2 separate regions of the Homo sapiens genome follow, and region 2 is linked to region 1. Evidence: chromatin loops called from intact Hi-C (ENCODE). Cell type or tissue: mammary epithelial cell. All regions are shown on one strand. Links, peaks and the distances in the headings refer to the core of each region. The heading gives the core; the rest is flanking DNA. Region 1 has its middle 77 kb from the start of LINC02275. Region 2 has its middle 67 kb from the start of HPF1.

Region 1 (15,612 bases), core at 5,014-13,013:
CGGGGACAGGATGAGGCAGTGAGGAAATGAGCAAATTGCTACCATTCTCCCAGAAAGTTAATGTTATATTAGTGGCTCTATTTTGGAGGAGGAAAACAATCCAGTTTCAAAGTTAGCATAAGCATTATGCTCATCACTCTCTCACTTCCTTACAGAGGGCGCAGGAGAGTCTGTAATTTCATGCCAAGTGCTCTAATGACGATGTGGCATGGCTTTTTGCTTTACCTGGTTTCTTCCTATACTAAAGGGAAAAGGAATTAAAGGCAGTTCCAATGTTGAAACATTGAGCCCAGACCATTACAAATAAAAACAGAACAAATCCTAATGAAAGGAATAAAATTCCCTATAGGAGCTCTGTAATGAGAGAAGTCACCGGGTGCCCAGAGTAGTCTGAGAAGCATACATTTAATGAGGTTCTGGTAAAACCGTGGGGACCTAGCCATTCTCTCAATGCAAATGAGCGGTTCCCATCAGCATTGTCCTCATCCTTTGGTGAACTCCTCTCCTTTCTCTCTTTCTTTTTTAAAGCATAACTTCATGCTTACAGAACAGTCAAAATAATAAAAAGAAATGGAGTGCCCTTTATCCAAACCTACCAAATTGTTAGTATTTCTTTCTATTTGCTTGCTTTATCATTCTTTCTCTCTCTCTCTTTCTCTCTCTCTCCACACACACACACACACACACACACACACAGACTCACATTTTTATTTTTTTAGCCATTTGAGAAGTTATTTTGTCCCTTTACCGTAAAATACTTTCAGGTGTATTTCCTTTGAACAGAAAAGAATCTGCTTACATAATCCCAATACAATTATCAAATCAGGAAAATTAACAATGAAACTATCTTTTTTCTAATCTATAGCTCTTATTTATTTATTTATTTATTTTTGAGACAGAGTCTTGCTCTATTGTCCAGGCTAGAGTGCAGTGATGATCACAGCTCACTGCAGTGATCACCACTGCATTCCAGCCTGAAGCCCCTCCTGGGCTCAAGTGATACTCCTACCTCAGCCTCCTGAGTAGCTGGGACTACAGGCACACCTGCCTAATTTTTTTAGTTTTTTGTAGAGATGAGGTTTCACCATATTGCCCAGGCTGGTCTTGAACTCCTAGACTCAAGCGATCTGCCCGCCTTGGCCTCCCAAAGTGCTGGGATTACAGGTGTGAGCCATGGTGCCTGGCCCTTATTCAAATTTTTCACTTATCTGACTAATGTCCTCTGGAGAAAAAGAAAAATTACATTTTTTTTTTTTCTGATCCAGGATCCAATCGAGGATAGCCTGTTGCACTTGGTTTTTGGGTCTCTTTAATCTCCTTTGATTTGGGACAGTTCCTCTGTCATACTTCATCTCTCATGACCTTGACAATTTTGAAGAATATTTTGTAGAACGTTCCTCTGTTTGGGTTTGTCTGATAAGACGTAGGTTATGATTTTTGGGAGGAGGATCATGAAAGTGATGCTGTGTCCTCCTTCATCAGCATGTCAGGAGGCACATGAGTTTGGTCTACTCCAATATTGGTGATGTTAGCTCTGCCTAGCTTTTTGAAATCCTACTTCTTTTCTGTGATTTTGAGACAAAATAACTTCTTCTTTTCTTTTTTTTTTTTTTTGAGATGGAGTTTTGTTCTTGTTGCCCAGGCTGAAGTGCAATGGCTCAATCTCTGCCCACTGTAACCTTGGCCTTCCAGGTTCAAGCAATTCTCCTGCCTCAGCCTCCCAAATAGCTGGGATTACAGGCATGTGTCACCGTGTCCAGCCAATTTTTTGTATTTAGTAGAGATGGGGTTTCACCATATTGGTCAGGCTGGTCTCGAACCCCTGACCTCAGGTGATCCACCCACCTCGGCCTCCCGAAGTGTTGGGATTACAGGCGTGAGCCATGGCGCGCAGCCCAAAATAACTTCTGAGACTCTTAAAGACACATAAATTGAAGTTGGCCCTGTCTTCACTCTTTATCTGCCACTGCCCTCCCTGCTCCAGATCTATTCTCTCCCCTTCTTTGCTGCATTTTGTACCCTGGGAGGCTGATTGCTAGGAAACTGCCTCCCTTGGCCTTCTCTGCTCCTAGCTTCCTAGATTCAGCAGATAGAAAATACCAGCAAGAGATGAAAGTGTGGAAGGCGAGGAAAGTCAAGGAATTCATTCCCCTGGGTCCCTCACTGCTTTGCTTTAGGCCCGTGTCCTTGGCAGGGGCTGTGCACCTTCAGGACCACAGCTCATTGTGTCCTCTCAGCTCTGGTGTGGGTGGCCTCCTGCTACTTCCAGTCTCTAGGTGCCTCAACACACAGCTGTGCTCTTAGCTCTACCCACACCTCGAAACGCAGTCCTTGGCTAAAGATTCTTCATTTTTAATATGTGAGTTGAATTCTGTTTCCTGCCATGACTCTCACTGGTCCAACTTTTACGTAGAACTTCTGGGGAATAGATGTCATGAAAGAGATGGCCTTTTGTACAGTGTGGACAGAAGGGCCAGTGATGGCATTTAGTACATTAAGAAGAACAAAAGCCAGTTGTTGATCATTTACTACAGGTAAGCCACCAAATCAAGTCCTGAAGAACTGCGAGACATATTTCTTTTTCCTCAGAGTGCTTAGAATGGAATCGAGGAGATCGATGGTGTACGATAGAGGAGTTCAGAAGGGAGCGAGATCCCTAAGGCTTGAGCAGTAAGGGAAAGTTTCTGGGCTGCAGCAGAGGACATGAGAGAATTCAGGTGTATTAAGTGTTTTCTGTTGGCCAGGCCTGTTACCCAGAGTTTTGTTCTCTCTTTTATTTCTCTTATTTCTTTTATCTCATGGTCGCTTCATCTTACAGGTGAGGACACAAAGGCTCAGAGGAGTCAAGTAATTTGTCTGAAGTCATAGATGTAACTTGTGAACCTGCTGGGATTTGAACCTAGTTTTGTCTGAAATCTAAAGCTCATGCTCTTTTCATTGTAAAAGCAATAAGGAGTAAGACACGGGGCTTCATAAAGGAGAGATGTTGGGAGAATTGTCAGGGAAGCAGGAATGTTTGTGATGTTTGGAGTCATTAATTTCTGAGAGAAAATAAAAGACATACAAGAAGAATCAGAGTGTAGCGAGGGCTACAGGGTTTCCACAGGCCAGTCTCTTCATATAGAAACCAGGTGAGTGCTATTGCCTATGATGCAAAGCCAATGACCAACAGATATGATGCAGAAGAAAGATTGTACAAGATGAAAGTCGGCCATCCATTAGAGTGGAATTGTCCGGATGCCTTATTAACGGTTGGTGAAAATATCCTGAATATAATGAATTGCCATTTTTGCATCGATCTAAGTACAAAAAGACAATGTTTAGACAAGAAATAGTTAAATGTTTTATCATCCCATATCCCAAGTTAATAACAATTAGATTAAAATTTAGTCCAAGGGATTGTGTGCTAAGATAATATATTTCAACATATAAATCCTAAGTACTTAGATTTACACACCACCTTTCTTCCAAAGAGTTAAAGGCTGACAACCAAAAAAAGGGAGATCAGTCGAAGTCTCAGAGCAAAGGCTAGTCTTAGAATTAACAGAATTAAACCAATACAGATAGAACATTTGTCAATTAAAAGTGCTCAAAATAGGCATTATTCCATTCCTGCCTCACAACAATTTTGTAAGCAAGTACTGTTAATATTATCACTTGGCCAGGAGCAGTGGCTCACATCTGTAATCTCAGCACTTTGGGAAGACAAGGTGGAAGGATTGCACGAGCCCAGGAGTTTGAAACCAGCCTGAGCAACGTGGTAAGACATCATCTCTACAGAAAGTTTAAAAAATAAGCCGAGTGTGGTGATGCACACCTGTGGTCCCAGCTACTCAGGAGGCTGAGGTGGGAGGATTGCTTTAGCCCAGGCCAGGAGGTAGAGGCTTCAGTGAGCTGTGATCACACCACTGCACTCCAGCCTGGGTGACAGAGCAAGACCCTGTCTCAAATATAACATATACATATAAATATAAATCTATATTTTATAATAAAAATTAAAATACAAATATATAAATAATAAAAAAGTAATATAATATGTAATATATACAAATATATAATGCTATAATATATTTACAAAAATATAGGCCAGGTGTGGTGGCTCAAGCCTGTAATCCCAGCACTTTGGGAGGCCGAGGTGGGCGGATCATGAGGTCAGGAGATCGACACCATCCTGGCTAACACAGTGAAACCCCATCTCTAATAAAAATACGAAAAAATTAGCCGGGCGTGGTGGCAGGTGCCTGTAGTCCCAGCTACTCGGGAGGCTGAGGCAGGAGAATGGCGTGAACCCAGGAGGCGGAGCTTGCAGTGAGCTGAGATGATGTCACTGCACTCCAGCCTGGGCGACAGAGAGAGACTCCGTCTCAAAAAAAAAAAAAAGAAAAAAAATACATATTTACATACATTTATATATAAATATATTTACATATATAAATTTTATAGTCTATACAGATATATAATATACTGTATATAGTATCATCAAATATATAAATACATATTTATACATAATATTTATGTATTTATATATGTATAAATATATATGGTGATAATATATAAATATACTTATTTATATATCATATTTATATAATATATATAAATATATATGGTGATAATATATACAGATACATGATCACAACTTTCCAGTTGCCTGGTTCTGAGTTTGCGTCTCCTTATTGAATGGGAAGAATGAGTCTTCTATGCCTGGTGTTAGGGCTTCTTACCTTCCTCTAGGCTCCAAGTCACTTTCTTCACTTTCCAACACCCTTCTTTTTGTCATAGTCCCTTACTTTTAGCAGTCTGGTCTCCTTGCCTGCTGATGCCTTCACTGGTATGTAAGGCCGTTGCTGATGATAATTTAAGGTATCATCTTTCCAGGGGGTTCCAAATTTTAAAAAAAACTCTGAAATGAGTTTCAATTTAATTTGATTCAATCAATTCAATTTTTAAAAAAATTGGAGCTTTACTGGTACTGTCACAGTTGATAATATTGGTCACATGGTATCATATTCTGGGGTAAGGAAACCCCACATACCACGTACTTTTAAAGAAAAGTCTGGGCCAGGTGCAGTGGCTCAGGCCTGTAATCCCAGCACTTTGGGAGGCTGAGATGGGCGGATCACCTGAGGTCGGGAGTTCGAGACCAGCCTGATCAACGTGGAGAAACCCCGTCTCTACTACAAATACAAAATTAGCTGGGTGTGGTGGTGCATACCTATAATCCCAGCTACTTGGGAGGCTGAGGCAGGAGAATCACTTGAACCCAGGAGGCGGAGGCTGCGGTAAGCTGAGAGCCATTGCACTCCAGCCTGAGCAACAAGACTGGAACTCCGTCACAAAAAAAAAAAAAAAAAGAAAAGTCTCGTCCAGGTGCGGTGACTCAAGCCTGCCTGTAATCCCAGCACTTTGGGAGGTGGAGGCGGGCAGATTGTCTGAGCTCAGGAGTCTGAGACCAGCCTGGGCAGACTGAATGAAACCCCGTCTCTACTAAAATACAAAAAATTAGGTGGTAAGCGCCCCTAGTCTCAGCTACTCCAGAGGCTGAGGCAGGAGAATCACTTGAACCCAGGAGGCAGAGGTTGCAGTGAGCCAAGATGGTGCCACTGCACTCCAGCCTGGACAAGAGAGCAAGACTCAGTCTTGAAAGAAAGAAACGAAAAAGAAGGAAAGGAAAGGGGAAAGGGGAAAGGAAAGGCAGTCTGGGCATGGCCATCAGAGGAGCAGAGAACATGGCATAGACCTTCCACAATGCAGTGGAGGTGGAGTAGAAGTGTTTTGGGTTTGCTCTTGGCTTTTTTTCTCCTGTAGATCTGTTTTCTTTTTTTATGAAGAGGCCATGGGTTTGGAGGAGTGGACCCTTGAGGTATCTGAGCTTGGCTTTGCTGCCGGGCTTAACCTTAACATCCCATACTCCTCCATCTTCTTAAGGGAATAAAGGAAAGGTTACAGATGGATGGCTCCCATCATCACATTACAGTGGAGAAACATCACCAGACTTACTGCTTTCAAAGAGTAATATAGAAATGCAAACTTGAAAGGCCACCTCCAAAATCCTGACATCTGGCCCTCCCACAAAGATGTCCAAAGGAAGAAAAAAATTGATTTCCATAAAGCTGGCCCTTTGCAATGTGCAGCTGTCCTCTTGGTTACAACAGATAATTTTTCCTAGATTAGCAGCACAATGTTGATTTATTGGGTTTAGCATAAAATTCCTGGAATGGAAAGTGAAAAAGATGTGAGATGTTAATTGTTTTTTTTCCTCCCTATTTGCTAGGAAATAACTCCCAAAGGTCTCAGGAATTATGGTGGAAATTCTCCCCTCTTGTCTTTGCTGACTCAAGCAAAGGGCAGGCAGTACAGAGTTGAACTCCGTCCTTAACTCCCAAGAATCTCAAATGATAAGTCTCTCCTGGACACTGCACGGGGAAAAAAGACCATTCCCATGGGTGGAAAGCAGGTTGTAACAAAAAAAAAGGTCCAGATTGTGCTTCGGGAGTAGGGGAAGACTGGTTTTCAATGATAGTACTTACTGGACAACTTTTTCCCACTCCTAGCCTGGACCCAACCTGAATATTTGAAATTGATACTTTTCCAGAAGATCCGAGCCATGTGTCCCTGTACTTAAATAGAGACCAAACTTTTGAGAAGTAACTCTTCCCACATGTAGAAAAATGAAATGCTTTTCTTCCACCATAGTAGTAAAAGCATAAAACAATTCTCCACAGGAGTTTGCAGATGGGATCAATAATTTGTTTTTTTCCCTTTTATTGAGATGAAGGTAAATTCCTAAAACAGACTTCTTTTTATTTGCTATTATTTTACAATTTATTTTTATTTTTTGTGGAGATGGTGGTCTCTCTATGCTGTGCAGGCTCATCTGGAACTCCAGAGCTCAAGTGATCCTCCCATCTTGGCCTCCTAAAGTGCGGAGATTACACATGTGAGCCACCATGCCTGGCCCTAAAACAGATTTCATTCCTTATGCTTAAATCTGAATGCATATTGCTTTTCCTTCGTTCTTCAGCATCATGAATGAACACTCACACTGTTTTGACATTGGTCAAGTTGGTCTCAACTCCAGCCTGGGCAGTCTGCATTCCCAATCAATGCATCTACATCCTGTATTCAACAGTGGCGTAGAAACTGCTGTGCTCCAAATTCAGGGTATGCAGAATTTTAGTCCTTCCCTTTTATGTGAAAGTTAAAATTTAAAGAACAGTAAAAGGTAAATAAGTCATAATTTAATATAAACCTCAGGCAGAGGCTATGTTACTCATAGCTTTGCCATCTGGAATTTTGATAAATTAGATTTGGATTATCTCTTACAGATTGTAGTTTACCTTTAAAGAGGCCAAATGCTATTTCCTGTCAGTTTTCTTAACTACCTGTCAAGCACAATTCCTCCTCATAGCCTAGGACTGATTACAGTGAAGGAGGTTTAGGCCACAGCTGATCCAGCCATCATCTGCTAGCCAAACAAAGTGGTTAAAAATCAGTGCAATTCTGCCATCAGCCAAATTTTAGAATGAAATACTTTAGGGGCAGCTGCTCTTTTACCAGAAAATCATATAGCTTTAGCACTTCCTTGCTGTCTGAGATTTCCAGACCCCCTTGATATGGTTTGTCTTTGTGTCCCCACCCAAATCTCATTTTGAATTGTAATCCCCATCATCCCCACTTGACGAGGGAGGGACCTGGTTGGAGGTGACTGGATCATGGGGGCGGTTTCCTCCATGCTGTTCTTGTGATAGTGAGTGGGTTCTCATGACATCTAATTTTTTTTTTGTTGTTGTTGTTTTTTAAGATGGAGTCTCGCTCTGTCGCCAGGCTGTAGTACAGTGGTGTGATCTCGGCTTACTGCAACCTCCGCCTCCTGGATTCAAACAATTCTCGTGCCTCAGCCTCCCCAGTAGCTGGGATTACAGGCACACACCACCACACCCAGCTAATTTTTGTATTTTTAGTAGAGACGGGCTTTCCCCATGTTGGCCAGAATGGTCTCGATCTCCTGACCTTGTGATCCGCCTGCCTCAGCCTCTGAAAGTGCTGGGATTACAGGCTTGAGCCACCGTGCCCTACCAACATCTAATTGTTTTATAAGGGGCTCTTCCCCCTTGGCACTCTCTCTCGCTTTCTCTCTTTCTCTTTCTCTGTCTCTCATGTTGCCATGTAAGACGTGCCTGCTTCCCCTTCTGCCATGATTTTAAGTTTCCTGAGGCCTCCCTAGCCATGCGGAACTGTGAGTCAATTAAACCTCTTTCCTTTATAAATTATCCAGTCTTGGGTATTTCTTTATAGCAGTGTGAGAATGGACTAATATACCCCCTAAAAAAATCCCTTGGAAATGAACAAATTCCATCTATCTGTATGATAGACTGGTGAGTCATAGAGCAGCCCAGAGAAACACAATGGTCCATTATAGAGTGAGAAGTTGTAGGTGTTAAAGAAGATCACAAAGGAAACCAGTTCTTGCTTTCAGCTCAGCCTACATATCCTGGCTGTGATCTCCATGGCACAATCAGAATTTTGGAATGGTGCTCATTTTAATCTTATGAGTCAGGGCTTATGCGTATTCATTAAAACACCACAGGAACAGGTGGTATACAAAAGCAGAAAGCAAGAGGGGGTACAGAGAGCAGTCAAACATTTTTTCCAGTGAATGTGGGAGAAAGAGAGGAGAGAGGAAAAACTATGTACATTTCGGGAATTTCCTCTGGTTGTTTTGTGGGCAGAGTGACATTCAAGGATACAGGCTCAGATGGGGTTATAAGCCATTGGGGGTTACAATTAGACTTCTAGTTCCATTTGTCTTTTGCTTTGAGGAGTTTCTGTGGTTTTCTCTGGGAGAGTGATAGTACTGGTTTGGGATCTCTCTCTGTGTTGAACTCTTCCAGGTCCTTCTTGAGAAGACATGAATAACTCTGCACTGTCTTTTTCCATAACTTGAGAGGAATTAAAAAATAATATTTAGGCCAGGCACAGTGGCTCATGCCTGTAATTACAGCACTTTGGGAGGCTGAGGCGGGCGGATCACCTGAGGTCAGGAGTTCGAGACCAGATTGGCCAACATGGTGAAACCCCATCTATACTAAAAATACAAAAATTGGCAGGGTGTGGTGGTGCTCGCCTGTAATCCCAGCTACTCAGGAGGCTGTGGCAGGAGAATCACTTGAACCCAGGAGGCGGAGGTTGCAGTGAGCCAAGATTGTGCCACTGCACTCCAGCCTGGGTGACAGAGTGAGACCCTGTCTCAAATAATAATAATAATAATATTTAGGCATTTTAAATTGGACAAGCACACAAGAACATCGCTGCTGTAACTGGGATGGACTCAGCACATATGTTCATGGATCTTCCCACTCATCTTGCTCTCACTTGGCTTTTGCCTGGCTGGGAATGGCCATCTGAGCCACTGGTACATCAGTGTGTAAACCTGCCAAGTTCAGCTTGGGTCTCTGTCTTCCATAAAGCCTGCCAACCCACACATCTGGACTTCCTTCTGTCACTGCTACACAGATTCCATATATGTTTCCTGAATGTTTTTGTGTTCCACCTGAAACACCAGCAATTCCAATTGTGGGATTATATCTTTAGTAAATGTCTTCTATAGCCACGTGGCGGCAAGCACAGAGTAGCACACAGTGGGTTCTTGGGTAAATATCGGTCAAAGGTGTGAGTCATAGAGAACAATTAGAGCTAGAAATTTATTGCCAGAAAGAAGAGAAAGGAAAAGCAGGACTGTAGGAGGGGTGGGGAAACTCAGCTTAAGGCTACCCAACTGACCATTTGCTTGTGAAATGTCTTCACCTGTTTTGGAGGACAGCGGAATGTGTATCTGTTTCCACGTCTAACAGCTGAAGGGTAAAAATATCTCAGTTTAGAGCTCTTTCTCAGGCATCAATCTGGTCATTTGGGCTGCCCTTCTCTTGGACTTAGTTATTCCAGGTGTAGGATACGGGGGCCACTTGTGCACCAGAACAGAAGGAGCCCCTACGGGGGACGTGTTGAGAAGACTGTGTGGGCATGGAGAAGTGGTTCTATATGGAAGTCCTTCTAAAGGCCAAGATAAGAGACCCCCTTCACCCCCCCACCCCAACTCCTCTCAGCATTTTTAGAGACTGGGAAGCATTTCTTGACAGTGCTTTGTTTCTGAAAGAAAGCAAGACAGAAAAATTTGGAGTCACTATCCAGGAGATACTTTGTCCTCCTAGAGAAAATAAGGCTCAGAAACAGTGGTCTGAGTATTTGTCTTAGAAGAAGTGGATACAACTGAATCTGAATGAATCTTTCTCCCATGATGAAACAAAAAATTCCAGCACAAAATCTGTGAGAATCTTTGTTGTGAGAAATGTGAGAAAATGAAATAAATTTTAGCCCTGATGAAAAAAAAATTGTTAACCCAAAAATGAGCGGTTACTAAATGTAAGACACAGAGATGTATGTATACATATTTATATACACATGTATAGATAATTGACACATTATATATATGATGTGATCTACCACACACACAGGCCTACAGGCAATTGACAAGTAGGAAATGAGGAAGTCAATCAGTCAATCAGTTTCAAGGACTCTGCTGGGTGATCTACATTGTTATGTGCCCTGAAGGGTAAATATAAAGGGACAGGTGTCCAGATTGCCCTGCCTTAGAATTAGCTGCCTTTTTTTTTTTTTTTTTTTTTGAGGCGGAGTCTTGCTCTGTTGCCCAGGCTGGAGTGCAGTGTCACGATCTCAGCTCACTACAGCCTCCGCCTCCTGGGTTCAAGCAATTCTCCTGTCTCAGCCTCCTGAGTAGCTGGTATTACAGGCACCCGCCACCATGCCCGGCTAATTTTTGTATTTTTAGTAGATATGGGGTTTCACCATGCTGGCCAGATCTGGAACTCCTGACCTCAGGTGATCTGCCTGCCTCGGCCTCCAAAAGTTCTGGGATTACAGGCGTGAGCCACCGCATCCAGCTAGAATTAGTTTTTAATAAAGAAAAGAGGCTGAGTAGAACCTTACTAGGACATCAAATAGTCCTGGTCAGGGAAATAGAGACAGTAAGAACAGAGATGTAACCGCTGAGTTAGGGACGCTCAAACGCACTGATAGGACTGCAAATCCTATGTTTGGATGCGGCCAGCCCTTGCAAATGTAGAGCAGTCTGTGAGTAATTTGAGGAGATTCTGCTGTCCTCAAATCATCTCCTGTAGCCATATTTCATGACACTTCCTCTCCTGTTCTAACATTTGAAATTCTCCCCTCGGAGGACTACTTCAGTCTAGATAATGAAAATAAGGTCATTGCTAAAGCCCTCAATTCCACTGTTTTTCAGCCTTTTAAAGCCTATTTTTTTCTTGGCCAACATAAAACATGCCTTCCTTTAATGTTATCTGATGTTTTAAAATAAAAAAGTTGCAACTAAGAACAATGCAAAAATTTTATTTCGTTCACTTCATCAAACTACGAAGATTCCCCTCTCTATCGCCTCCCATTTTCTGACTGAGGAGTGTGACCTGGATGCAGAGAATGTGAGCTCCATGTGGGGAGTGGCTGTATCTTGTTTGTTGCTGTTTCCCCAACTTCTAGCAGTTTTTGGAGCAAAATCAGGGCTCATGTTTGTCCTTCCATCTGGAAGATGTGGCTGTGGCTGTGAATCTGGATGAATCTTGTGCCATGAGGAGAAAATCAAGGCATAAAATCCGTGGGGATGTTTTTAACACAGAGAAGCAGAAGTGATGGGTCTGTGCCTTGGAAAGTCTATGACAGTCTTCATGGGTTGATGTTTTCCAGGCAGCACTCAGAAAGCTGCCCTGAGTGGATGAGCTAGGAGGTCCATAATTTCCATAGGGTAGAAGGACAGATAACAGTAACAAGCCACCAGTGGCCACGTAACTGCAACTATGATCAGAGAAACAGGTGAGGGCAGTATGGGTCTTAGAACAGGTTTCAGAAACTCAGGCTTTGGTCAAGCAAGAGGGGACATTGGGTACTACGGGGATGGAAGTGACGTACAGAGGACAGTGGCGTGGAGTGAAACCGATCATCTAGCCCTCTGCCCCAGACACCCCCAACTTCTTGTCATCTCCTTATGCAAGGACCCAAAGTTCTTCTGACTGGCTGCGCCTCCAGCCTCATCTCCTGTTCTGTTTCCTCTTGCCTGCAGTTCCAGCCACATGGATCTCGGTGCTATTGCTCAACCATGCTGCAGAATCACTACCATCTCTCAGCCTTTGCCCCTGATGCCCCCTCTGCCGGGAAGCCTCTTTCCCTAGATACTGACACTGCTTTTCACTCACTCCATCCAAGCCCCGCCCAGATTCACCTTCCCAGAGGTCTTCCCTGGACACCCCATCCAAACCACACCCTCTTTTCTTCTCTTTCTATCCTCCTCTCAGTTGCTTTATTTTTCTCTGTGATAATCCTCACTCTCTGACTTTACATCTACTGTATATCTATATCTATACACACACACGCGCGCATTTGTTTATTGCTTTTTCCCCCTACTAGAATGTCAGCTCCCTGCTATATTTCCAGGTCCTAGAACAATACCTGGCTCACAGCATCTTAGTAAAATGTTCGTGGGACAAGTGACTAAAGCAGATATGGTTTTGAATCCAGGCCTGGCTATGTATTGGTTGTATTATGTTGGAAAATTACTTAATCTTCCTAACCTGACTTTGCTCATTTGTAAACTAAGTTGATTATACATTTCTCAATAGACTGTGGTAAGGATACAGCACACGCAAGCCTGCCTGTGCCTAGTGCATAGTCAGTGCCCAATAAAGGCTGTGATTTCAGCTTGGTTTATATTTTAAATAATTTGCTCTTTGTTAGCTACAGATCTGAAGAGATTTCCAGCCCAAATCCTGTTCTGTACTTTTTCTTGAGCCAGGAGTGTAGGGTGGTGGTGAATCACTGATTCACAAGTGTGATGGAAATATGTTTTAGTGAGATGCATAAAGAACAAAAAAAAAAATCACAAACGTTTGACTTTTCTTAAGAATAACATACTATCTATCTTTTCCTTGTGGGAGAGATGTTATGACCTTCCGTATTATTTCAGTTTATGGAAAAAACATGTGAGTGTGTGTATGAATTGTAAACTCACCTCCGATCAGCCTCTGAGGGATGCTGGATCTATGATACACTTTGTCCTTCTGAGAACAAAACTCTTCCCAGGTAAATGCGCTTGGAACATACATTTATTTCTGTCTTAACCTGATTTTTGATCGTGTTGGAGGATGATGACAGTTGGGAAGTATAAAAGGAAGAAATCTAAGAATAGAAAGAACTAGATCAATCTTAGTGTACTTCTGGAGAGACAGACAATGCTTGAAATTGTGGTTGTAGAGACCTAGTTTGTTAATTTAAACCATCATTTGTCTATTTTTTAGAAAAGACTCACGAAGAAATTCTAACGGTGAGTAAAGCAAATCTTATGGCCCCAAATATGCCAGATATGCCAGATAAAATTAATATTTTTTTCCTGAAAACTGTTTTATATCATGCAGTGTTGCATAGTTTGCTTATCTGACAATGTGTATCTTGGGATACTGGAACATCAGTCACAGGAGTTACTATTTTCTTTTAGCATAAAAAATTTAAAAAATCTTTAGAGATGTAGTTCTAAAAAAACAAAAACAAAGTAAGAGGGGAAGGCTTGCTGAAGAAAACATGACCTTTTAAATAATTCATCTACAGTGCTTCTTGAAACTAGAGAAATACCGTGTATGGGGATTCATGTTTTATAAAATATCAGTGAGACCATTATTTGCTGAAAATGTTTTTCTGGCACTGATTAAAATTATTAATTATTTTACTTTTCTCACTTAGATTATCTAATCTTAACATTTCTTTTCTTGTTTCTTCTAAATCCTATCTCTCAAAAGGTAGGATTAATTTATCTTTTGCTTACAAAAACAATATCTGAGTGGAGCCCTGGATTGAAATTCAAGGACTCACTAGGTGTCTACTAATGTAGTAGGGATAACATTGAGTGTTACAGCTTGGAAGCTGATTACCTTTATGACATACAGCTTGGAAGCTGATTAGCTGTGTGACACTGGGTAACCCACTGTTATTCTCTGTGCTTCTATTATTTGTTCTATAGGAATAAGATAATGCTGACCAAATGATATACTAAAAAGCATTTGTGCAGCTGAGAAAATAAAGATGCTGATGCGCCATATTATTGAAGAAATAATTCTTGCTTTTGTGTCTGTTCTAGGGGAAAAGATTAAGAGAAAGAACTGAAAATTGAATTCTGTTCTACAATAAAAGTGTAGCTGCCAGGCTCATCCTTAGAGCCCGCAGAAAATAAAGAGGTGCCATGGATCCGGCACCAATGGTTCTTTCTGACAGAGGCCTTTGGCCTTCCAAGCCCCTCACTCTGCTGGCCTATTGGAGAATGTGTGCTGATTCCCAGAAGAGCCTCATGCCCTTTCTGCCTCCTGCCCAGGTCCTGGAAGTTTTCAGAGAAAAGGGTGCCATTATCCAAGTCTAATAATTTTCTATTTTAAATGCTGAATTTTATTATCGGGTAATCATCATTGTGGAAAGGCAAAGCCATTCACTAATAGGAAGCATACTATAAATTCATAGATGACATTTGCTCATGTTTTCCTGTATGAGATCTGGAAGCCAAGTGTTTAAGCATGCACCCACTCCCCCACAACTTTTTTTTTTTTTCAGATGGAATCTCGCTCTGTCAACAGGCTGGAGTGCAGTGGCGTGATCTCAGCTCACTGCAACCTCCGAGTCCCGGGTTCAAGCGATTCTCCTGCCTCAGCCTCCCGAGTAGCTGGGACTACAGGCATGCGCCAGCACACCTGGCTAATTTTTGTAGTTTTAGTAGAGATGGGGTTTCACCATGTTGGCCAGGATGGTCTCGATCTCTTGACCTCATGATCCGCCAGCCTTGGCCTCCCAAAGTGCTGGGATTACAGGCCTGAGCCACCGTGCCTGGCCGCACCCACCACTTTTTAACATCATACAAGATTAAGCTGAAAAATAGGTGATTACTAAATTTGATATTCTGGAGATGTGATGGTCATGGAAGATCTTTTGGCATAATCCCTCCACCTGTTGCCTTGGGTTTGGTCCTTCTTATTTCCTGTCTAGGTAATTGAAGTGGCCTGCACTTGGACTTCCTTCTCAATAGCCCTTCATCTGCTCTCACATTGTTGCCAGAGTGCTCTTCTCAAAACACAAGTTTGATCAAGTAATGTTTCATTTAAAATTCTGGGCTGGGTGTGGTGGCACAATGCCTGTAGTCCTAGCTACTCGGGAGGGTGAGGTGGGAGGATCGCTTGAGCCTGGGAGTTTGAGGTTGCAGTAAGCTGAGATTGCACCATTGCCCTTCTGCTTGGGCAACAGAGGGAGACTCTGCCTCAAAAAAAAAAAAAAAAGAACAAAACAAGAAAATTCTTCATTGCCTCCTCATTGCCATCAGTCTAAAGTCCAGATTTCTTAACTAGGTGCCTAATGAAGACTGGTCTTGAAAAAATTGTTTGAACTTGCAAAATATTGTCATTGGAAGAGTTACAAGCAGGGTTTTTGTTTGTTTGTTTGTTTGTTTTTGCCTTCTATGAATAGAGACTGGAATTTATTTTTGTTCAGACTATGTTC
Region 2 (15,612 bases), core at 2,760-10,759, 76 kb before region 1:
CTCTTATACTTGCTACATGTTTGTCACTTTATATATAAATGTTTTTCATATTAATAGCCTGAGAGGCTGTGAAGTACTACTGAGAGAATCCTCAATAGAAGATGTATGCAACAACATGGATAAATCTCAGAAGAATCGTGCTAAGTGAAAGAAGGCAGATTCAAACATTTACATACTGTGTGAATTCATTTATATGACATTCTAAAAAGGGCAAAACCATAGAGAAGTAAAACAGAACAGTGGTTGCCGGGGGTTAGGGTTGGGGGAAAAGATCTGACAACTTTCAAGAGGAAAGAATTCTTTGGGGTTTTAGAGTTGTTCTGTATCCTGTTTATTTTGGTGGTTACAAGAAGCTATGCATGTGTTATAGTTCATAGAGCTTAACATCAACATTCGTACTATATAGGTAAATTTAAAACACAAATATACAAGGAAAAGAAGGTTCAATTATGTTTAGATAATGTTTTTTATGTCCAATTCTTCAAAAACTGGTAATCTCTTGTAGTATGTATGGCAAGTATGTACATAGATAGATTTAACTAACTATATATATCAATGAATAATAAATTATCTTACTATAGCTATAAAAGAAAGCCTACTATGTTTTCTCAGATATTCAGGGACTTTATTAGAGATCCCACTGTCCTTGTGGTATTAAGTAGATATGACATTTGTGAATAATATATTAATTGTTTTTACAGTGACTACTCTTGAAATATTTCATCTTCTAAGATTTCCTTACGCATTCCTCTTCCAATCTTGTCTGTGTTTGAAATGTGCTTAATAAAGTTTTTTATTATAATCATATTAAATGTAAACCTCAAATCAGACTGGATCTTACAGATTTTGATTTAGTGATGTTCAAATAAATGAAGTTAGCTTTTGAAGTATGGTTGTCAGGTACACTTTTCTCTCAGCAGAGAATCTCGGTGATAGGTGACTGTGTTTTCAAAGTACAGCTATTGCAACACATAATCCAAATCAAAGTCTCAAACCACATTGTCAATGTGCTGAGGATGGAAAGTAAAGGGCTTTGTTGTTTATTATAGCCCAGGATAAAAAGAGGGACTGACCTATTATAGATTACAAGTTCCAAAATTATTTCATTCCATGTTTCCTTTGAAGCTTTTTTTTCTCTTACTCTAACTTATTGTGTGTTTTTGACTAAAATAGTGGTTGATGCTTCTTTTAAAATAACACATTGCCTTTTGACTTAAACCTGTGTTTAACTCTGTAGAATAATAGGTTCCTGGGGCTGAGTGTCGTGCTCCTCAACTCCACCACGTTTATAGTTTACATGTTAATAGGGATGGTGCTCCCTGCCAGAGAAGGGGCCCCAACCAAATCTAACTTCTCTTTAGAGGCAAAGGGCTGCAGCCACAAACCACATGAAGTCCTTTTGTGGCATGGGATGGAATGAACCGTTTGGATGTGCATTGGTGTTTTTAGTTTCATTCTCATGGATGGCTGTCACTGATGATAAAGGGCAATATATGTTCTTAGAGTTATTTTTAAATTAGTAAAATTTGGTAGATGAGATTTCAACGTCCTTAAAACGTTCCAGGACACTGACTTCATCAGACATAATTGGAACATCTTTACTTGTCAGCTGTATTTCCATTGCATAGTTCCTCATTTCTGCCTGATTGCCATTGGTCGAAACCCTGTCTGAGCCTTCATTATATTCAGACTGCTTCTGTTCTCTTTCCTCCATATACACAGTTGCAGAACTGACTAACAAGGCAGACACATTAAAAACTCTCTAATTGATTATTATTGTTCTCAGGATAGAATCCAAAATTCTCAACTGGTCTCAAAAGTCTGGAGACCTTGCCTTGCTCATTCTAGCAGCTGCGTTTCTTACTGATTTCATTCCCCACCTTACTTCTTCCTTCCCGAGAGCCTTGGTACATGTTCCCTCCACCTCGAATGCTCTTCCTCCTAGACTGCTCTTTCCTTCCCAATCTTCAGATGCCTGTTTGAGCAGCCCTCCCCAGAGATGACATCCCAGAGCCCTGAGTCTGAGTCAATGCCCCTTGGTATGAATACCTCTTATTTCTCCTTAGCAGCACCTGTCAAAATTGCAATTGAGTAATTAGTTATGAAATTATTTGTTGGTTGCTTTCCCTGGTAGAACTGGCCCATCTTCTTGGGAACATTTCTGTCTTATCCCCTGGTGTTTCTCCAGAGCTCAGCCGAATGCCTTTGCTCATGGTGTTTGTGCAATGATTATTCATTGAACAAATAAATGAAAGACCAAGGCAACCATATTGAATGAGCAAAGTGGCAAAATGAGAATCAGCACAAGTTGGTTCCATTCTGCACATGAGTTGTGGCCGACTGCCACTGTTACTACTTGGGACCGTCATTACAGCGGTTACCACTGTTACTACTTGGGACCGTCATTACAAGACTGAACGAGGCCGGGCGTGGTGGCTCAGGCCTGTAATCCCAGCACTTTGGGAGGCCGAGGTGGGCGGATCACGAGGTCAGGAGATCGAGACCATCCTGGCTAACACGGTGAAACCCCATCTCTACTAAAAATACAAAAAATTAGCCGGGCGCGGTGGCGGGCACCTGTAGTCCCAGCTACTCAAAAGGCTGAGGCAGGAGAATGGCGTGAACCCGGGAGGCGGAGCCTGCAGTGAGCCGAGATCGCGCCACTGCACTCCAGCCTGGGCGACGGCGAGACTCCGTCTCAAAAAAAAAAAAAAAAGACTGAACGAAGGGACAAACATAGAAATGAACACCTAAGACAAAAGTAACTATTTTAAAGGAAGGGTAACGTGGGGAAGAAGAAGAAGAGAGAACAAGAGAGAAGAAGAGAAGAAGAAAAGGGCTCCCTGCTTCTAGTGAGCAAAGGCAGCCACCCTGAGCTTGTGCAGCCCTTCATATTTATTAGATAGCAAGAGCAGGGAGGAGGAGATAACAATTGGTCAGCTGCTTAATTGATTACAGGTTCATATTATTACTAATGGCTTCAGATGTACCTAATCACAAGAAACACTGCACTTGGGGTGTGACTGCCCTCAGCATTCCTTCTGGATGGCAGACGCAGTTTGTCAGTTTGGCAACATCCTGCTTTCATGAGAACAGTTTGCTGTTTACTCACATAGCCTCCAGTGGTATATTGAGTCGATGATGGCCCTCACTCTCTCGGCCTCCAACAATCAGTGGTTCTCAAACCATACTATGCACATGCATCACCTGGGAGGCTCCATTCTCAGAAACACTGATTTTTTACATTTGAAGCAGTGGCCAGGAAGCTGCATGTGTAATGAGCATCTTGGGTGACTTTGATGCAAGTGTTTGAGGACCATTCTTTGAGAAACACTGCTGTGAAATGATGATTTCACACAAAACCAGACCAAGGTTATTTTAACACTGCATTCATGCAGACTCTTTTGGATATGGTGATCAAATTCAACATCACCGACTTGAAAACAGATTTACAACTTAGAGAAAATTAAAAAAAATAAACTTCTTATAACTGAGTAGTAATTAAAATGTGGAAATATTTGAAAAAAACTATTCATGATAAAATTAGTTCAAATATTTTATCTAAATAGTAAGTAAGCTTATGATGCTGTTCAAACTAGTAAACACACGAATGCTGGTAAGCATATATAAATCAGTTATGATGACAAAAGACTAATTTTCCCAAATTAATCCTTTATTTTGTTTTATTATTTTTAAATGAAGGACCAATATAGATAATTAATATAGAGAAAATACACATTCATATAAAGGCACATTAAATCAGCCTTAGCTACCTCAGTTGATGTTCTCTTAGATTTTTACTCTATACTATATATTTGTTTAATATGATATATTGAACATAATGTTATGTGATATAATTGTAATATAATGTTGTCTTGCCTTAGATGAATAAACTCCATAAGTTCCAGGGTAGGGTCTAGGGCAATTTCTCTGGCCTACAAAAGTGTTCAATTAATATTTATTGAATAGGTATGGACTCATGTATTTTAACTCTCATGCAATTCTCCTCCACACCCAGAAGTTAGAAGAAAATTAGTAACAAACAAATATTCACATACCAAATTAACCCTTTGTAGAAAACCCAAATAGCAGCCCATTTCTGCTGCTATAACAAAATACATCAGACTGAGTAATTAATAAATTAAAAAGCTTTATTTATCCAGAAAGCTGTTCTGAAGGCTACTAAGTCCAAGATCAAGGCAAAGGTGGATTCAGTGTATGGAGAATCTTACTCTCTGCTTCAAGATGGTGCCTCTTGCTGCATCCTCACATGGCAGAAGAGATGAAGAAGAAGATGAAGATGAAGAAGATGAAGATGAAGAAGAGATGGCAGAAGAAGATTAAGATGGTGCCTCTTGCTGCATCTTCACATGGCAGAAGAAATGAAGAAGAAGATGAAAATGAAGATGATGAAGATGAAGAGGATGAAGATGAAGAAGAAGAAGAGATGGCAGAAGAAGATGAAGATGGTGCCTCCTGCTGCATCCTCACATGGCAGAAGAGATGAAGAAGAAGATGAAGATGAAGAAGAGATGACAGCAGAAGAGGAACATGGTGCCTCTTGCTGCATCCTCACATGACAGAAGAGATGAAGAAGAAGATGAAAATGAAGAAGATGATGAAGATGAAGAAGATGATGAAGAAGAAGAACAGATGGCAGAAGAAGATGAAGATGGTGCCTTTTGCTGCATCCTCACATGGCAGAAGAGATGAAGAAGATGAAGATGAAGATGAAGAAGAAGAAGAAGAGATGGCAGAAGAAGATGAAGATGGTGTCTCTTGCTGCATCTTCACATGGCAGAAGAGATGAAGAAGAAGATGAAGATGAAGAAGATGAAGATGAGGAAGATGAAGAAGAAGATAATGAAGATGAAGAAGAGATGGCAGAAGAAGAGGAAGATGGTGCCTCTTGCTGCATCCTCACGTGGCAGAAGAAATGAAAGTGCAAGGCAGCTCTCTGAGGTCTCTTTGGACTTTAATCTTATTCATGAAGGACTTTAATTTCATTCATGAAGGTGGAGCCCTCATGGCCTAGTCACCTCCCAAAGGCCCCACTTTTTAATATCATACCTTGTTGATTAGGTGAAAGGCCTCTAGTCACCTCCCAAAGGCCTCACTTTTTAATATCATACCTTGATGATTAGGTTCCAATATATGAATTTTGCAGGGACACATACATTCAAACCATAGCACCGAGACTTCCCCTTCCTACCTCAATAGCGTGGGCAGCAGAGACATACACAGTTCTCCTTGGCAGCCACCAGTTCATGTCTCTGCTGTCATTTCTGGCACATCAGTGTGTGTTTTAGGCAGGATGACAGTGGCTTTATACATTTTTCAGTATGATCACCTAATTTCACATTAGGTGATGGTGACTCGGAACCAATGTGAAAAGAAAAAATTCAGACGCAAAAGATGATGGTTTTCACTCTTTATTTAAGTATGTTCTACTTGTGCCCAAACCTGATGCTGATTGGATTCTCTGTGCTTTTGCTTTAATGGGATAACGGAAGGGGAAGAATAAGAAGAATATGACTGAGGGAATGTTCTGCTCTAACTGGTCTGTTTTTTATTACATTTTATTTTAGAGGTGCCATAAATGCATTTTCTTGGCTCTCATGTCTTTTTAAGAACTTTATATATTGTAACTGTCTGGGAAAATTACCACCTTATTTAAATTAAGTATCCTTAAAGAGATCAGCCTTTATAATGATGAAAGACTCATTTTCCCACATGAATCCTTTATTTTGTTTTATTATTTTTAAATGAAGGACAAATATGGATAATATAGATTTTAATATAGATAAAATACACATTCATATAAAGGTACATTAAATCATCAGCTCTAGCTATCCCAGTTGATGTTTCCTTAGATTTTTACTCTATCTGTATCATACATTTGTACATTTAACATAATGTTAACTCTATTCATATATTAATATATCATAGCTCTCCAAGCTACAGTCCATGTAGCAATTATTGCTTCAGAGATTCCATGGAAGCTACCAGGTTTGACAGTTCTTAGTACTAATAATCCTGTTCTTGGACTCTGCATCCAATTCATTCTGTGTCGCCTGCTAGTTGTGGGTTGAGTTAAAACCAGTTGGAAGAACAAAAATGGCATTAAAGATGTGTTTAAATTGTCATTGTGAATATCTTTATTTTACTTTTGTGTTTGAGGCTTCAGATTCTTAAATAACACAGTTGCTTCTAAAACATTGGCTCTTCTTTTCTTTTCTTGGACTTCCATATCAACGCCCAAGACAGTACCTTTTTTTTTTTTTTTTTTTTTATAAGATAGTGAATTTTTTTTTTTTTCGAGACAGGGTCTTGCTCTGTTACCTAAGCTGGAGTGCACTGGTGTGATCATGGCTCACTGCAGCCTCAACCTCCCAGGCTCAAGTGATTCTCCCACCTCAGCCTCCTGAGTAGCTGGGAATACATGCGCACACCACCACACCAGGCTAAGTGAAAATATTCCTTATATTCCATTAAGAGTCTTTTCAATACCATGATATCTTTTATTTAGTTGCAGACTTGTCGTGGAAATGAAGATGTCACTGGTCATGATCAATGATTATCCTCAGTTAAAAGTGTTCAGGTATCAGTTTATCTATATTGATCTTTTGGTTAGTAGCTGTTTTCAATATTTCAGATAGTGTTAAAAATCACTGACGAGATGATCTAGCAGGGTGTGGCATTCGACAATTTGGAAAGAATAAATTCACCATGTCCTCTGCCACAAAACCTGTCCTGTTGAATTCCCAGGGTCATGGCCACCCCACTGGCATCCTGTGAGTCTTTCCTGTTTGCTAGAGAGATCAAAAGCTCAGGTGGTGGTAGTGGTGGTAGTGCGGAAATAAGCATAATTCTCTTACGCTACAGGAAGTATGTTCAGCATACATATGAAGCTCTCTTACTGGCCAAACTAGGTGTCCTGGGGTTGGAGCTTATCACATAAGCCCAGGCGTCTGAGAATGAAAGACCTGGGGCTTGAATGAAGCAATTTTGCCAACAGGGAGCTATCCAAGGTACTGGCCTCTTCCATCAGCACTTGCTGACCGGGTAGCGTGTAGCTGCTCTCCTGGCAGTGACACGTGCCATTTTGTCGGAAAGGAGCCAGCCCTGATTGCCTGAACCAAGTTCCATCCTGCTTGACCTGGTCTGACCTATGCCTGGCCTAGCCTTTCCTGACCTCTATACCTCACCTAACCTGTGCCTGTTGTGGCCGTGACATTGTCTGCTGTGACAACTGCCCCAGTTATAACCTAGACCAAACTTCTCCAACACGCAGCCTGTGGGTTGCATGCAGCCCAGGATGGCTTTGAATGTGGCCCAACACAAATTTATAAACTTTCTTAAAACGTTATAAGATTTTTTGTGATTTTTTTTCTCATCAGCTATCATTAGTATATTAGTGTTTCTGTATTTTATGTGTGGCCCAAGACAATTCTTCCAATGTGGGCAGGAAAGGAGGCCAAAAGATTGGACAGCCCTGACCTAGACTAATGGTTCTGAAACTTGGCTCAGCATCAGGGTTACTGGGAGACATTGTTAAAATAGCATGAATCAGAATCTCTAGGAGTGGGGCCTAGGAATTTGGGGACCGCTATCCTGGATTAATTTCTTGGCTGTCTTACCATGTTTCCTGGAAGAGTTGACTCTAATTCCTCTTGTTTTTCTTTTCCACTGAATGGAATGTAAATTGTAGTATTTAAATTTTTCAGAATGAATAAACAAATGATGATATATCCATACAATGGAACAGTACTCAGCAATGGAAAGGAGCAAACTATCGATATGCTCTACACAATGGAGAAATCTCAAATAATTATGCTGACTGAAAGAAGTCATACAAAAAACTAAACATATTGTATAGTTGAATGTATATAACATTCTATGACATGCAGAGTAATCCATAGTGATATAAACTCAGGGATGGGTTGGCAGGTGGGAGCACAAGAGGACTTTGTATGGGCTGGGTATGTTCATTTCCTTTATACTTTTTTTTTTTTTTTTTTGAGACGGAATCTTGCTCTGTCCCCCAGGCTGGAGTATAGTGGCATGATCTCGACTCAGTGCAACCTCTGGCCTCCTGGGTTCAAGAGATTCTTCTGCCTCAGCCTCAAAGTAGCTGGGATTATAGACATGCACCCCTATACCTGGCTAATTTTTGTATTTGTGGTAGAGATGGGGTTTCACCATGTTGGTCAGACTGGTCTCAAACTCCCAACCTCAAGCAATCCACCCGCCTTGGCCTCCCAAAGTGCTGAGATTACAGACGGGAGCCACAGTGCCCAGCCCATTTCCTTTATTCTAATCATTATTTTATGGGTGCACACACACATGAAATTATATCCTTTAAGCAATTTCTTGTTTATTGAATGTCAGCTATAACTCAATAAAGCTGTTAAAAATAAATAAATAAAAGTTTCAGGGAGATGATTGGATAAAAGTGTATTAAAAATCCTTATGCTATTAAAAACATTATGGAGGTTCTTCAAAAAATTAAAAATAGAATTACCACATGATCCAGCAATCCTATTACTGGACCTATTTCCAAAGGAAATAAAATCAGTATGTCAAAGAGCTATCTGCATCTCATGTTCACTGCAGCATTAGTCACAGTGGCCAAGATTTCTTAGGAACCAACCCAAGTGTCCATCAACAGATGACTGGTGATGGCTCACAGGGAAGAGAGAATGAGCTCCTCTCTGTATGGTGGCTGCAGTATGCTGGAGGTGCCTGTGACATGACTAGGCCCCTTGCTCCTTCCCCAGCCCAAGGACAGTAAAGGCAGTATCTGTACTGCTGCAGTTGCAATGGGAGAGGGGCTATGGTTTGTCTCTAGGATTTCTTCCCCAGAAAATGTAAAGCCTCCACCGACTGAAGTGTTCAGGCAGAGGCAGGGTGGTTGTGCTAGGAGCCCAGTTTGAGAGGCCCTGCCCAGTGAGGTATAACAGAAGCAGGGACATGCGGAAAACAGTCTGGCCACTTTTCCATCAGGCAGCCATGCTGTGCTGGGGATCGACTAAGTCCTTAATTTTTTCACTCCCTCCCAAGCCTGAAGGGAACAGAGGAGGAGAAAGCTGCAAAGCAGCAAAGGTAGTGGCTTGCTTGCTACTACTGGGAGCTCCGTCCCAGGGAAGTGCAGAGTAGCTGTTGGCCTGAGAGCCCAGATGGAGATGGGATGGCTGAGGTCCCACATTGGGAGGCTCTGCCCAGTGAGGAGTAGTAGGGAAAGGTACCCACGTGGAAAACAGTGTGGCCACTTTTCCTAAGGCAGCAAAACTTGTGGGCCTGCCTGCTCCCTCTAGGAGCTCTGTCCCAGGGAAGCACCTTCTACCCTTCACCAGGCAGGGCCCTCAGCCTGGGCCCATAGAGCAGCTTCCCACTCCCAAGTGAGCATTTCCACTGGTGGTGGCTCTGAGTTTCTCTGGGATGGATCTTCCAGAGGCAACTGACAGCCCCTCTGCCACTACCACTGCAGTGGTTCTGCCCTTGCTGCCCTTATACTAAGGAAAAGGACAAAGAGCCTGAGGGCTTTACTTATACCATCAGCTGCAGCTGCCCTAAGGAAAGAGGGCAGTCTGTCTTCTCTGTGAGCCTTGTTCCTGCTGTTTGTCTCCAGGCAGAGCCTCCTGGCTTAGGCCCACAAGGCAGCCACTGGAGTCTGGGCCAATTGCACTGATTGGTCACGGCTCTGCATTTCTCTGGATTGGAGCTTCAAGAGACAAGTGAAAGGCCCTCTGCCATTGTGTCAAGGTCCCTGACCCGAAGCTGGGTAGGGAACGTAAAGCCTGAGCTCACCCCAGGGCTGCAATGTGCAGCCCAGGAGTGCCAAGTCTAGATCTGCAGCCAGCACTCAGGTAGGAGAGGAGCTCATACTCTCAGAGCACAAAGAGGGAGCAGAGCTGCAAATGTGAGGAAATACAGAGGAGCCATGTGGCTGAGCACAAGCCTGCCTATCAGCCATGACGCTTAAGCACCATTTACTGGATCACAGCCCAATTGCAATGCCAAAAATACTTTGCTAATATACCCACGTGAAACCAAGGACAAGAATTCAAATAAAGACCGTGAACAAAGCCTTGGGCCTCTGAAAACACCCAGAAACAAATGCAACTGACCACACACAAATTACACCACAGCTAGAGGAAAACCAGCCCACACAGATGAGAAAGAACCAGTGCAAGAACTCTGGCAACTCAAAAAACCAGAGCGTCTTTTTACCTCCAAATGACCTCACTAGTTCCACAGTAATGGTTCTTAACAAGGCTGAAATGGCTGAAATGACAGAAATAGAATTGAGAATGTGGATCAGAATGAAGATCATCAAGATTCAGGAGAAAACTGAAACCCAATCCAAGGAATCTAAGGAACAAGAGAAAATGATACAGGATGTAAAAGACAAAATGGCCATTTTAAGAAAGAAGAAAACTGATCTGATAGAGCTGAAAAACTTACTTCAAGAATTTCATAATACAGTCACAAGTATTAACAGAATAAGTGGTCAAACTGAGGAAAAGAATCTCAGAGCTTAAAGATTAGTTTTCTGAAATAATTCAGTCAGACAAAAACAAAGCAAAACCAATAAAGAATGAAAAAAAAACCTCTTAGAAATATGGGATTATGTAAAGAGACCAAATCTATGACTCATTGTTGTCCCTGAAAGAGAAAGACAGAAAGCAAGCAACTTGGAAAACATTTTTGAGGATATAATCCATGAAAATTTCCTCAACTGTAATAGCAAGGCCAACATTCAAATTCAGGAAATGCAGAGAACCCCTATGAGATACTATACAGGATGACCATCCCCAAGACACATAGTCATCACATTCTTCAAAGTCAGAATGAAAGAAAACATGTCCCTCTCCCTCTCCTTCTCCCTCTCCCTCTCCCTCTCCCTCGTCTCCCTCTCCCTCTCCCTCTCCCCGGTCTCCCTCTGATGCCACCAAAGTTGTGAAAGCCGAGGCTGGACTGTACTGCCGCCATCTGGGCTCACTGCAACCTCCCTGCCTGATTCTCCTGCCTCAGCCTGCAGAGTGCCTGGGATTGCAGGCGCACGCCGCCACACCTGACTGGTTTTTGCATTTTTTGGTGGAGACGGGGTTTCGCCGTGTTGGCGGGGCTGGTCTCCAGCTCCTGACCGCGAGTGATCTGCCTGCCTCGGCCTCCCGAGGTGCCGGGATTGCAGACGGAGTCTCGCTCACTCAGTGCTCAATGTTGCCCAGGCTGGAGTGCAGTGGCGTGATCTCGGCTCGCTACAACCTCCACCTGCCAGCCGCCTGCCTTGGCCTCCCAAAGTGCCGAGATTGCAGCCTCTGCCCGGCCGCCACCCGTCTGGGAAGTGAGGAGCGTCTCTGCCTGGCTGCCCACCATCTGGGATGTGAAGAGCCCCTCTGACTGGCCGCCCAGTCTGGGAAATGAGGAGTGCCTCTTCCCGGCCGCCATCGCCTGTAGGAAGTGAGGAGCGTCTCTGCCTGGCCGCCCTGTCTGAGAAGTGAGGAGCTCCTCCGCCTGGCAGCCGCCCCGTCTGGGAAGTGAGGAGCCTCTCCGCCCGGCAGCCGCCCCGTCTGCGAAGTGAGGAGCCCCTCTGCCTGGCAGCCGCCCCGTCCAGGAGGTGGGGGGCAGCCCCCGCCCCGCCAGCTGCCCCATCCGGGAGGGAGGTGGGGGGCCAGCCCCCACCGGGCCAGCCGCCCCGTCCAGGAGGGAGGTGGGGGGGCGTCTCCGCCTGGCCACTGCCCCGTCTGGGAGGTGGGGGGCGCCTCTGCCCGGCCGCCCCATCTGGGAAGTGAGGAGACCCTCTGCCGGGCCGCCACCCTGTCTGGGATGTGTACCCAACAGCTCATTGAGAACGGGCCATGATGACGATGGCGGTTTTGTCGAATAGAAAAGGGGGAAATATGGGGAAAAGAAAGAGAGATCAGATTGTTACTGTGTCTGTGTAGAAAGAAGTAGACATGGGAGACTCCGTTTTGTTCTGTACTAAGAAAAATTCTTCTGCCCTGGGATGCTGTTAATCTATAACCTTACCCCCAACCCCATGCTCTCTGAAACATGTGCTGTGTCCACTCAGGGTTAAATGGATTAAGGGAGGTGCAAGATGTGCTTTGTTAAACAGATGCTTGAAGGCAGCATGCTCATTAAGAGTCATCACCACTCCCTAATCTCAAGTACCCAGGGACACAAACACTGCAGAAGGCCGCAGGGTCCTCTGTCTAGGAAAACCAGAGACCCTTGTTCACATGTTTATCTGCTGACCTTCCCTCCACTATTGTCCTATGACCCTGCCAAATCCCCCTCTGCGAGAAACACCCAAGAATGATCAATAAATACTAAAAAAAAAAAAAAAAAAAAAAAAAAAAAAGAAAAGAAAAGAAAACATGTCAAAGGCAGCTGGAAGTAAGGGGCAGATCACCTTCAAAGGGAACCTATCAGACTAGTAGCAGATGTCTCAGTGGAAACTCTACATGCCAGAAGAGATTGGGGCCCATGTTCAACATTCTTAAAGAAAAGAAATTCCAACCAAGAATTTCATATCTAGCCAAACTAAGTTTCATAAGTGAAGAAGAAATAAGATCTGTTTCAAACAAGCAAATGCTAAGGAAAAATTTGTTACTACCAGTCCTGCCTTATAAGAGGTCCTTAAGAGAATGCAAAATATGAAAAGCAAAGATCATTACCAGCCATCACAAAAAAATACTGAAGTACATAGACCATTGACACTATGAAGCAGCCACACAATCAAGTTTGCGTAATAACCAGTTAACAACATGATGATAGGATCAAACCCACACATATTAATATTATCCTTGAATGTCAATGGGCTAAATGCCCCCAATTAAAAGGGACAGAGTGGCAAGTTGGATAAAGAAGCAAGACCCAATTGTACACTGTCTTCAAGAGACCTATCTCATATGTAATGATTCCCATAGGCTCAAAGTAAAGGGATGAAGAAAAATCTAACAAGGAAATGGAAAACAGAAAAAAGCAGGGGTTGCTACTCTAATATCAGAAAAAACACACTTTAAACCAACAACAATTAAAAAAGAAAAAGGAGGGCATTAAATAATGGGAAAGGGTTCAGTTCAATAAGATGACCTAACTATCCTAAATATATATGCACCCAACACAGGATCACCCAGATTCATAAAGCAAGCTCTTAGAGACCCATGAAAAAACTTAGACTCCCACACAATCATAGTGGGAGATTTCAACACCCCATCTACAGTATTAGACAGATCATCAAGGCAGAAAACTGGCAAAGAAATTTGGAACCTGAGCTTGATACTTCACCAAATGGGCCTAATAGATATTTACAGAACTCTCCACCCCAAAACAACAGAATATACATTCTTCTTATCTGCACATGGCACATACTCTAAAATTGACCACACAATTGGACATAAAACAATCCTCAGAAAATTAAAAAAAAAACCCAACCTGTCATACCAAACACACTCTCAGAACACAGTGCAATAAAACTAGAAATCAATACTAAGAAAAGCACTCAAAATCATATAGTTACATGGAAATTAAACAACCTGCTCCTGAATGACTTTTGAGTACATAATGAAGTAAAGACAGAAATCAAGAAACCCTTTGAAACTAATTAGAACAAAGATATAACATACCAGAATCTCTGGGACACAGCTAAAGTGGTGTTAAGAGGAAAGTTTATAGCACTAGAGACACACATCGAAAAAATTATAAAGATCTCAAATTAACAACCTAACAACTCACCTGGAGGAACTAAAGAAACAAGAGCAAACCAACCCCAGAGCTAGCAGAAGACAAGAAATAACCAAAATCAGAGCTGAACTGAAGGAAATAGAGATGTGAAAAATCATACAAAAGATCAATGAATCCAGGAGTTTGTTCTTTGAAAACCTTAATAAGATTGACAGACCACTAGCTAGACTAATAAAGAAAAAAGAGAATATCCAAATAAACTCTATCAAAAATGTCAAAGGGGACATTACCACTGACCCCACAGAAATACAGATAACCCCCAGAGACTACTACAAACACACAAACTAGAAAACCTAGAAGAAATAGATAAATCTTGGAAACATACAACCTCCCAAGATTGAACCAGGAAGAAATACAATCCCTGAACAGACCAAAAATGAGTTCTGAAATTGACTCTGTAATAAGAAGTCTTCTAACCAGAAAAATCTCAGGACTAGATAGATTCATAGTCAAATTCTCCCAGATTTATAAAGCTGGTGCCACTCCTACTGAAGCTATTTTTAAAAATTGAGGAGGAGAGACTCCTCCCTAACTCATTCTATGAGGCCAGCATCATTTTGATACCCAAACCTGGCAGAGACACAACAAAAAAAGAAAACTTCAGGCCAACATTCTTGATGAACACAGGTGCAAAAATCCTCAGCAAAATACTAGCAAACTGAATCCAGCAGCACTTAAAAAAGGGAATCCACCAGGATCAAGTAGGGTTTATTCTTGGGATGCAAGTTTGGTTCAACATACACAAATCAATAAATGTGATCCATCATATAAGCAGAACTAAATACAAAAACCACAGATGACCATCTCAACAGATATAGAAAAGGCTTTCAGTAAAATTCAAAACTTCGTATTAAAAACTCCCAACAAATTAGGCATTGAAGGAACATACCTCAAAATAATAAGAGCCATCTATGAAAAACCCCACAGCCAACATAATACTGAGTAGGCAAAAGCTGGAAGCATTCCCTCTGAGAGCCAGAACAAAACAAGGATACCCACTCTCACGACTCCTAATCAACCTAGTCCTGGAAGTCCTAGTCAGAGCAATCAGGCAAGAGACAGAAAAAAAGGCATCCAAATAGGAAGAGAGGAAGTCAAACTGTCTTTCTTCACAGATGATATGATGCTATACCTAGAAAACCCCATAGTCTCTGCCCAAAAGCTCCTAGATAAACAACTTCAGCAAAGTTTTAGGATACAAAATCAACGTACAAAACTCAGTAGTATTTCTATATACCAACAATGTTGAAGCTGACAGCCAAATCAGAACACAATCTCATTCACAATAACCACAAAAGGAATAAAATGCCTAGGAATACAGCTAACCAGGGAGGTGAAAGATCTCTACAATGAGAATTACAAAACACTGCTCAAATAAATCAGAGATGACACAAGCAAATGGGAAAACATCCCATGGTCATGGAAAGGAAGAATCAATATTATTAAAAATGGCCATACTGCCCAAAGCAATGTACAGATTCAAGGCTATTCCTATCAAACTACCAATGACATTCTTCACAGAACTAGAAAAAAAAACTATTTTAAAATTCATATGAAACTAAACAAGAGCCCAAATAACCAAAGCAATCCTAAAGCAAAAAGAATGAAGCCGAAGGCATCACATTACCTGACTTCAAACTATATTACAAGGCTACAGTAACCAAAATAGCATGGCACTGGTAGAAAAACAGACACACAGATCAATGGAACAGAATAGACAGCCCAGAAATAAAGCCACACACATATAACCATCTGATCTTCGACAAAGTTGACAAAAACAAGCATTGGGAAAGGACTCCTTATTCAATAAATGGTGCTGGAATAACTGGCTAGCCACATGCAGAAGACTGAAATTGG

What was found. Hi-C counts contacts between places; a loop is a spot of excess contacts. Peaks named below come from ENCODE experiments on the same cell type or tissue, not always from the same donor. Only the 100,000 strongest peaks of a DNase experiment are listed, where the experiment ranks them.
Region 2: it touches region 1 in a loop (2.7-fold over the local background); 4 of 110 quality-filtered maps call a loop at or near these places.

What each region holds. Positions count from the first base shown.
Region 1 is chr4:169,890,947-169,906,558 of GRCh38, forward strand. No RefSeq gene overlaps it. Among named protein-coding and RNA genes, the nearest start is that of LINC02275, 77 kb to the right of the region's middle. In mammary epithelial cell, for the core only: no CTCF peak of the experiment used is centred there; a DNase peak (open chromatin) is centred at 8,505; H3K27ac peaks cover 1,439 bases.
Region 2 is chr4:169,816,886-169,832,497 of GRCh38, forward strand. No RefSeq gene overlaps it. Among named protein-coding and RNA genes, the nearest start is that of HPF1, 67 kb to the left of the region's middle. RefSeq lists a silencer at 9,265-9,449. In mammary epithelial cell, for the core only: no CTCF peak of the experiment used is centred there; a DNase peak (open chromatin) is centred at 7,026.